Linked DNA regions of Homo sapiens: region 2 is linked to region 1. Evidence: read pairs that join two places in POLR2A ChIA-PET (ENCODE). Cell type or tissue: A673. All regions are shown on one strand. Region 1 overlaps LOC105376646 (a long non-coding RNA gene). Region 2 overlaps EXT2 (exostosin glycosyltransferase 2).

What was found. ChIA-PET counts read pairs that join two places held together with the same protein. Peaks named below come from ENCODE experiments on the same cell type or tissue, not always from the same donor. Only the 100,000 strongest peaks of a DNase experiment are listed, where the experiment ranks them.
Region 2: POLR2A ChIA-PET joins it to region 1 with 11 read pairs; 1 of 35 experiments calls an interaction of 5 or more read pairs at or near these places.

What each region holds. Positions count from the first base shown.
Region 1 is chr11:44,521,663-44,525,662 of GRCh38, forward strand. LOC105376646 (a long non-coding RNA gene) reads right to left here. Exons shown (of 5, transcript XR_931232.1): 1 at 3,817-4,000; 2 at 2,177-2,376; 3 at 841-946. Among named protein-coding and RNA genes, the nearest start is that of CD82, 42 kb to the right of the region's middle. In A673, a CTCF peak has its summit at 2,028 (motif pointing right); a DNase peak (open chromatin) is centred at 2,029.
Region 2 is chr11:44,176,225-44,180,224 of GRCh38, forward strand. All of the region lies in intron 8 of EXT2 (exostosin glycosyltransferase 2), which reads left to right. Among named protein-coding and RNA genes, the nearest start is that of EXT2, 83 kb to the left of the region's middle. RefSeq lists an enhancer at 1,941-2,441. In A673, a CTCF peak has its summit at 2,269; DNase peaks (open chromatin) are centred at 1,876, 2,417 and 3,197; H3K4me3 peaks cover 418 bases; H3K27ac peaks cover 3,434 bases.

The DNA of each region.
Region 1 (4,000 bases):
CCCCTGGCTCCCAAGTCACCCTGGCCTCCTACCCCTCTACATCCTTTTGTGCTGGGGTTGAGGTCCCTGCCTGCCTGGACCTGCAGCTCTGGAGTTGGCACAGCTGTTAGTCAGGAAGCAGCCTTCTCCCACCACCTCAGCCTCCCTGATGGGTACTCTGGCTCAAATAAGAGTGTGGACAACAGCTGGGCGTGGTGGCTCACACCTGTAATTCCAGCACTTTGGGAGGCCGAGGTGGGTGGATCATGAGGTCAGGAGTTTGAGACCAGCCTGGCCAATATGGTGAAACCCTGCCTCTATTAAAAACACAAAAATTAGCCGGGTGTGGTGGCACGCACCTGTAGTCCCAGCTACTCGGGAGGCTGAGGCAGAAGAATCGCTTGAACCCAGGAGGCGGAGGTTGCAGTGAGCCGAGATTGCACCACTGCACTCCAGCCTGGGTGACAGAGCGAGACTCAGTCTCAAAAAAAAAAAAAAAAAAAGTGTGGACTACAGACAGTCCATCGAGGCTGGCTGTCTGGGGAGGAATTGGAGCAATGCAAACTGGATGCCTTTTTGCCCTCCACGTCCTCACAGCCCCACTGCCTTCTGGGTCTCTTAATCATCTATTTTGGGTCCAGATTTTTTAACCAGTTGAGATTCTTAACACCTGTCCCAAAGGATCGGTCAAGCTCCCCATTAATTCCCTATTTAGGAGGAAAGGGAGGCTTTGAGGAGGAGATTGACATGTCTGCAACTGTTGTGGAGCACAGGACTAGAGTTAGCACTTGAGCCTGCAAAGATTTTTCTGCCTCCATCATTCATTCATTCATTCATTTATTCACTCACTCATTTACTCACCTACTGTGTGCAAGGCCCGTTTGTTGAGCACCTACTATGTGCAAAAGCAATGTTCTAGGCATTGGAATACCTTCATGAACAAGACTGGCAAATATTTTGTCTTCAGCTATAGCCCAGTAGAAAAGACAGGCATGAGACAGAAGTTCAGAGAATAATTAAGGCATGCTATGACAAATCACTTTGCTCACATCTCTGCTCAAATGTCACCTCTTCTGAGTGACCTTTCCGGACCCCCATGTCTAAAATACCACCCCATCAATCTCCATCCCCTTTCCTGATTTTTCAAAAAGTAGGAGTATGAGTATTTGGTACAAGGTTATGCATTTCTTTGTTTTCCTGTCTTCCCCACTAGACAGTGCACACCACGAGGGTGGGAGTTGTGACCCCTTTGTGCTCTGTCTCCAGCACCTGACTTACCATGTGCTCTGAGTAGATACTTACTGAATGAAACATGAATGAATGAATGAATGCTACAAAGAAGATATACAGGTGCTCTGGGAGGAAAAACAGGGAAACCCAGCCTAGCCTGGAGTTCAGGGGGAGGTAACCCCCAAAGCAGGAGCTAACTTCAGACTGAGCTCCAAAGCAGGCCAGGACACTAGAAAAGAGGCAGGAAGTCTGGGCGCGGTGGCTCACGTCAGTAATCCCAGCACTTTGGTAGTCCAAGGTAGGCAGATCACGAGGTCAGGAGTTCAAGACCAGCCTGGCCAATATGGTGAAACCCCGTCTCTACTAAAAATACAAAAAAACTAGCCAGGCATGATGGTGTGCGCCTGTAGTCCTAGCTACTCGGGAGGCTGAGGCAGGAGAATTTCTTGAACCCAGGAGGCGAAGGTTGCAGTGAGCCAAGATTGAGCCACTGCACTCCAGCCTGGGCAATAGAGGAAGACTCCGTATCAAAAAAAAAAAAAAAAAGAAGAAGAAGAAAGAAGAAGAAGAAGAAGAAGAAGAAGAAGGAGAAGGAGAAGGAGAAGGAGAAGGAGAAGGAGAAGGAGAAGGAGAAGGAGAAGGAGAAGGAGAAGAAGAAGAAGAAGAAGAAGAAGAAGAAGAAGAGGCAGGAAGAGCATTTCAGGCAGAGGAACCACAGCATGCGCAGAGCCCAGGATATCGACGATCTACAAAGGTCCCCTATCTGCAAAGCTTCCCCTACAGGACAGTCACAGGCAGCTGCCTTGAGGGCACACCAGGGGGAGCCAGCAAGCCTTTGATGGCACCGCAAAAGAGGCTCCAGATCCTCGGATTAAAATTCTGGCTATGTGATCTTCGGCAAGCTCTTTAACTTCCCTTAGTTAGCCTCTTTTCTCATTTGTAAAATGGAGATGAGAGTGACACCTACCTTGAGGGGTTACTGTAAGGACACAGAATGACAACTTCAAGTTTTTTAGATGAGAGCCTGATCCGTGGTGAGACTTTAACAAATGCTGGTGGCCGGGTGCAGTGGCTCATGCCTGTAATCCCAGCACTTCGGTAGGCCGAGGCAGGAGGATTGCTTGAGGCCAGGAGTCCCAGACAAGCCTAAATAACATGAGATCCTGTCTGTACAAAAAATTGGAAAATTAGCCAGGTGTGGTGGCATATGCCTGTGGTCCCAGCTACTCAGGAGGCTGAAGTAGGAGGTTTGCTTGAAACCAGGAGTTCAAGGCTGCAGCAAGTCATTGATTGTGTCACTGCACTCCAGCCCGGGTGATAGAGTAAGACCCTGTCACTAAAAAAGTTAAAAAAAAAAAAAAAAAAAGCTGGCTATGTTAGCACAGTGCTGCCTCTCCTCACCCACTAGAAAATTTAGGCCAAGGTAATCGGGCTGTCACAGAAGCAATATTCTCAGCTGGCTTTAATCTAGGAACGGTGGGGTGGAAAATAAAAAAGACTCCCAGTCCCTTGAGCAAAGCAGTTGCCTCAGCCTCAGTATCCCCATCTGCTCAAGGAGGCCTCGGCCGGCTTCTCCGTGTGGCCGAGTTTCCCTCTCACGGCCTGTTCCCAGCCAAGCTTCCAGTTCCCTGAGGTTTTCACTTCCTGTCAGAGACCTCAGGGCCTTACACATCCAGGCCTTCACCTCCTGCACGGATATTTTGCACTTTCCACCTTCCCCCAGCCCAGATGTCCTGGAGTCCTGCCTCCCCGGCTCCCTCTGGGCCTGCTCTCTGTCCCTGCCTGGCCACCACCTAGCCAGCAAGCTGTTGGTGTCTCCCCAGGCACGCAGCGCCTGGTGCAGGGGCTACACTGCCCTGAAAACCCCCAGGATACCAAGCACCCCCGAACTCCACCCATCTGTGATGACTTCAGCAGAAAGTCCTGCCCATACTTGTGGAAATTAGTGTGTGTGTGTGTCGGGGGCGGGGGTTGGGGGCTAATCTTAGAGAGGGCCCTATTTGCCCCTCGCTGCACACCACAGGGAAGACATGCTCCAGGTAAGTGCACGTTTTCACACATACTCTCGAGTGCACGTGGGCTCGAAAGGGCTGGAAAAGCTTCCCCCTGGACAGAGCTAGTCTCAGAAACTCAGGACGTGGGAAGGGGGTCACTGAGGGGGAGGCTCTGGCACTGGGCCCAGCACTGTGGTTTCTGATGCTGCCTCAGCCGCCAATTGGAAGGAAGCTTGGGAGGAGGAGGAGGAAGCGCTGAGTGTGCAAATGAGCAGTGACATGGGAAATCTCACAGGGCAGAGGCAGCCTTCAGGATCTACACCAGGACGAGGTGACCTGGTTTCCCCTGGCTTGGTGGCCCTGGAGGAGTCACTGTGCTTCTCTAGGCTGATTCCCTCTTCTGCAAAATGTCAGTCCCAGACAGTAGGCAGCAAAGAGTGGGTAGACCCGAGTCCCAGTCACAGCCAGTCTCCCCGGGATCCTGAGGCTGCAACAGAGGGTGCTCCTCGCTGGGCCTCCATGTCCTCATCTACAAAATGGGGACAGTGACCCTGATCTTGCAGGATTGCCCCAAGGTTGAGAAATGGTGTACACAGAGCATCAGACACACTACCTCTTAGATACATCCCTTCCTCGAGGTGCCTGCCAGGCCCCAAGTGAGATCAAGCCTCCTCTCTAGGGTCTTCCCTCACCGACAGTGGCCTTCACAGCACTGGGTGCTGTCTGAACTTTTATGCATATTCATGGGATGATTTGACAAACGTCCCTTTCCGCACTAGATTGTAAGCTCCTTGAAG
Region 2 (4,000 bases), 350 kb before region 1:
ATCCTATACTTTTATCTAAAGCTCTAAGAGATGTTTAATAAGAATAAAGGGTTGGAATTTAGTTCTTTTTTATAAGAATATAGGTAGGCTAGGAAAAATAGAATATGAAATTTTGCAGTTTTGAAATAGATATGTTTTAATTCAGGACAGAATGGTCAAAGTGCTAAACTCTTAACAATTTGAGAGGTAACATAAGCATAAAAAGCATAAATCAAGGTATATAACTGGAAAATATATTCTCTATATATTTTTAACTCTTTCTTAAATAATCCTTTTTAGGATACTTTGGTATTTATCACATTTCTAGCTCAGGTGACAAGAGCCCTGATTTAAAGCAGTGGGTTATACATTTCTCCATCTTCAGTGAAAGCAACTGATGGGAGGCCTGAATAGCGATGGTTTATTTATAGTTTACTTCTCCTCTTCCCTCAGAAATATTTAACCTACTCTAGATGAGATTACTATGAGCCCAACCTGCAGGGGAGTCTCTTCTCTAGATTCCATCAAATTTATGATGTCTGACATTCCGAGGTGGGAGTAGGTGTGGATCTTGGTCAGTAAATCAAGGGGTGGTCTGGGGTTTTCAGAGATACACTCTTAGGGTCTCCAGCCATGCACAGAGCTTGCTCAGACTGGAGAAGGAGAGGTGAGAGTTCAGAGTCATATTTTGGCTAGATGCAGCTGCCTTAGTTTAATGTAAAAAAAAAAAAAAAAAGGCCTACGTGTGTCGATGATTATGACAGTGAGAGGTGGCCTTGCAGAGTATTCATGTCACTAGATGCTTTGTCACTCTTATCTGTAAAACTAGGGTGATGACATTATCCACGTTGCACCACACCCTCAGAACCTGAAAAAGTTTGACACAGTAAAACTTGGAAATAATGTTAAAGTAATACACCTGTCTAAACTGGAGAGATTGACCTTTTGTTTTGAAAGGAATTCTTTTTGAAAGGAATTTATCACCAAGTTAAGGTTCTTTATTAGGGGAAGTGTGCATGTTTTTATATTAATTTTCTTAGCTGTTCATGTTAAGGCTGCCTATATTTTTATGCCTTTTCAGTCTCTTCATGCTTTTATTTTTCTCTCCTTTTTGCAAATATCAGCAAAGCTTTGTCATCTCCCTAAATATCCTATATTACTTCTAACTTTTATGTCATTTCTGGTCTTGCCTCTTGGCAGACCTTCATCCGCACATCTGGGGCTAGCCTCTATAGCTAGGGTTCTCCTTGGACACCCTCCTCATTTTACTTCTGTTTCTCTGCCAGATGTGAACATATGTAGGAGGACAGAGACAGAGACAAGTGAGCTTCAAACAGTGAATTCATGTGTCACCAAAGCTATGTCCTCTCAGTGACAGCTTTTTAAAAACTAAATGTAATATAGTCTGAAAATTATGTAGAGTGGAGTGTTTTCCCATGTTATTTTTCTATGATGTGATTTAAAAGATTATACTGCATCTTATCAATGTTATAATTTTATTTACATTTTTGATAGATGGTTTTTTTTCCAAGTTTGCTATCATAGGTAACACTAATAAAGATACCCCAGATTTTTTTCCTTTCTGCATTTACTTTACCAGATTTAAAACAGAAAGAGAAGAGAGTAGGGGTTCTTATGGCCATTGACAAAAATTGATGAGAAAAATGGGGAAGCATCTTAAAATGAATTATTATACCCAGAATAAGAATGAGGTTGAAAAACAAGAGCTTTTTCTATGAAATCTAGCCAGAGTGGCAACTTCACTGCAATCAAAGCCTCAGATGAGGATTAGATACTTCCCTGGACTTCCTCTAAGCCTCAGTCTAGCTCTAGTTTTTGAAGATAGAAAGGGCAAGGGATCAGCCAGATGAGAGTATTGCATAAGAGCACTTGATTGGCAAGAATCACCCAGGGGGATCAGAAATCACAGCTGTGGGCAAAATGTGGTAGAGTGTGCCATGGGGCAGTGGTTCTCAATCTTTAGTAGGCATCAGAATACAGAGTGCTGCCACTCCACCCTGAGATTCAGATTGGGTAGGTCTGGGGTAGGAACCTAGAATTCGCATTTCTAGCAAGTTCTCAAGTGTTGGATATTGATGCTGCTGGTCCAGGGACCATATTTTGATGTGGGATTTCATTCACTGTGAGTGTCCTAACTCACTCCCTGGAGAAGGCTCTTCCTTTCTCCTCATCCATTTCCTCCTCTTAACCCTGCGGGGCTTGGATTAGAGGCATCCAGAGGCTGGGTTCAGACTAAATCTGTCTCAGCTACATGAAAAACTCAGGGCTGCCTATACTTAGATGTCCAGACGGTGGCCCTCACTCACAAAGGTTGTGGTTGTACAAGCAGCTGAAAATATCACTCAGCTATAAACACTAACAAGCAATAAATCACTCTGCAAGCTGAAGAAGCACTAGCTCGGATGTATGAAGCAGAACTCTAAGTTGAAAAGATACCAGGTTAACAGTCTGTGTAACTCAACTCAGCACCCTGTAAGTTGTGGAATGTTTCTCTGGAATTTGAAAGCCTACCCTGCCCCCCAGGAGGCCTTCTTGGCTTATTCTCTCCATCTTCCTCCTACTGCCTAGATATGATTAAAAAAAAAAAATGTATGGAATTTAGAAATTTTAGCTTGAATTTAAGGTAAGTTTAAGCTTTTTGAAGTCTATTGTTTTTATAGGTATCACATTTATAGGATCACATTTGCACAAGTGATCCAGTATGCTACCCTAAATTCCAGACCTTTCCTTGAGTAGTACCTTTTACTTCTTTGGAAGTGAGCTAGAAAGTCTCAGGATGTCAGCAGCCAGGGAATAAGGAAAGCTGAACTGGGTCTGCAGATGGAGAGATGCAGAAAGACACAGAGAGCTTGATCTGGGGCCCCAAGCAAAGAACTTGGCCAATTCTGATGGTCAGATAGAAAATGGTAAAGAAAATGAAAATCACAAGCCAGATCCAGATGGGGAGGATAGATAAAGAATATGAAAAGACGGACTCGAGGATATTGCTAAGATGATCTTGTCAATCAGAAGAGCATACTAGAGCTTTTGTAGCAGAGATAAACTAATGTGCCTGTGTAACACACATCTGCGTGGCAGCCCCAGTGGTGGTGCTGGATGAATGAATCTACACACATTGTTTCCTTAGATGCAGTCCTGCCTTCATTGCTTACTTAGAGTTCACTTTTATGGCTCTAGCTTTCATGAATCAAAACCTGACTGCTTCCTTACATCACACAGCTTGTGGGAGGGCAGTGAGTAGAATAGTTTTTCAGAGTCCGTGGGAGCTTGATCTGGCAGCAGATTAATTAAGAACATACTGAATGTTTTGGCAAAGTAATCTTTCATGTACCAACTATCACTTATATTAGCACATCAAATTCCCTTTCCCCTTTTTTCAGGGGCCATTGTAATTCTCCCTTGAGGTCTGCTTAAATGATTCAATAATAGAACTTACCAGGGAAATGTGATAATTAAGTATTATAACCTCAAGATAATGAATTTTGTTTCCGTTTCTAATATTCTGTCCTTTTTATGTGTCTCCCAATTGATTAATATTTGAGTATAATTTTCTAATAAATGGGTCATTACAGCTGCAGATTAGGAAACTTTACACACTGCTTCAATGAGAGGTTGATTCTTGACTTTTGTGTCTCCCAATTGATTAATGTGTCTCCCAATTGATTAATTTTTTATGTGTCTCCCAATTGATTAATATTTGAGTGTAAATTTCTAATAAATGGGTCATTACAGCTGCAGGTTAGAAAACTTTACACATTGCTTCAACCAGAGGTTGATTCTTGACTTTTGGCTCTCCCTTTTTTTTCCCTCAGCTATATTTCTTGGTTTTGTGTTTTAGAAAATAGTGCGGCTTAAAAATTCAAGTAAAAGAAACCATAGAATGAAAATTAGGGCCTGTTTTCAAGGAGTAACTGCTTTTAACTCTAACTTTTCTCTGATACTTTCTTCCTATTTCCCCATTAATGCTGTTTTTAAATTTCTTACTCAGAAACCTCTTTTT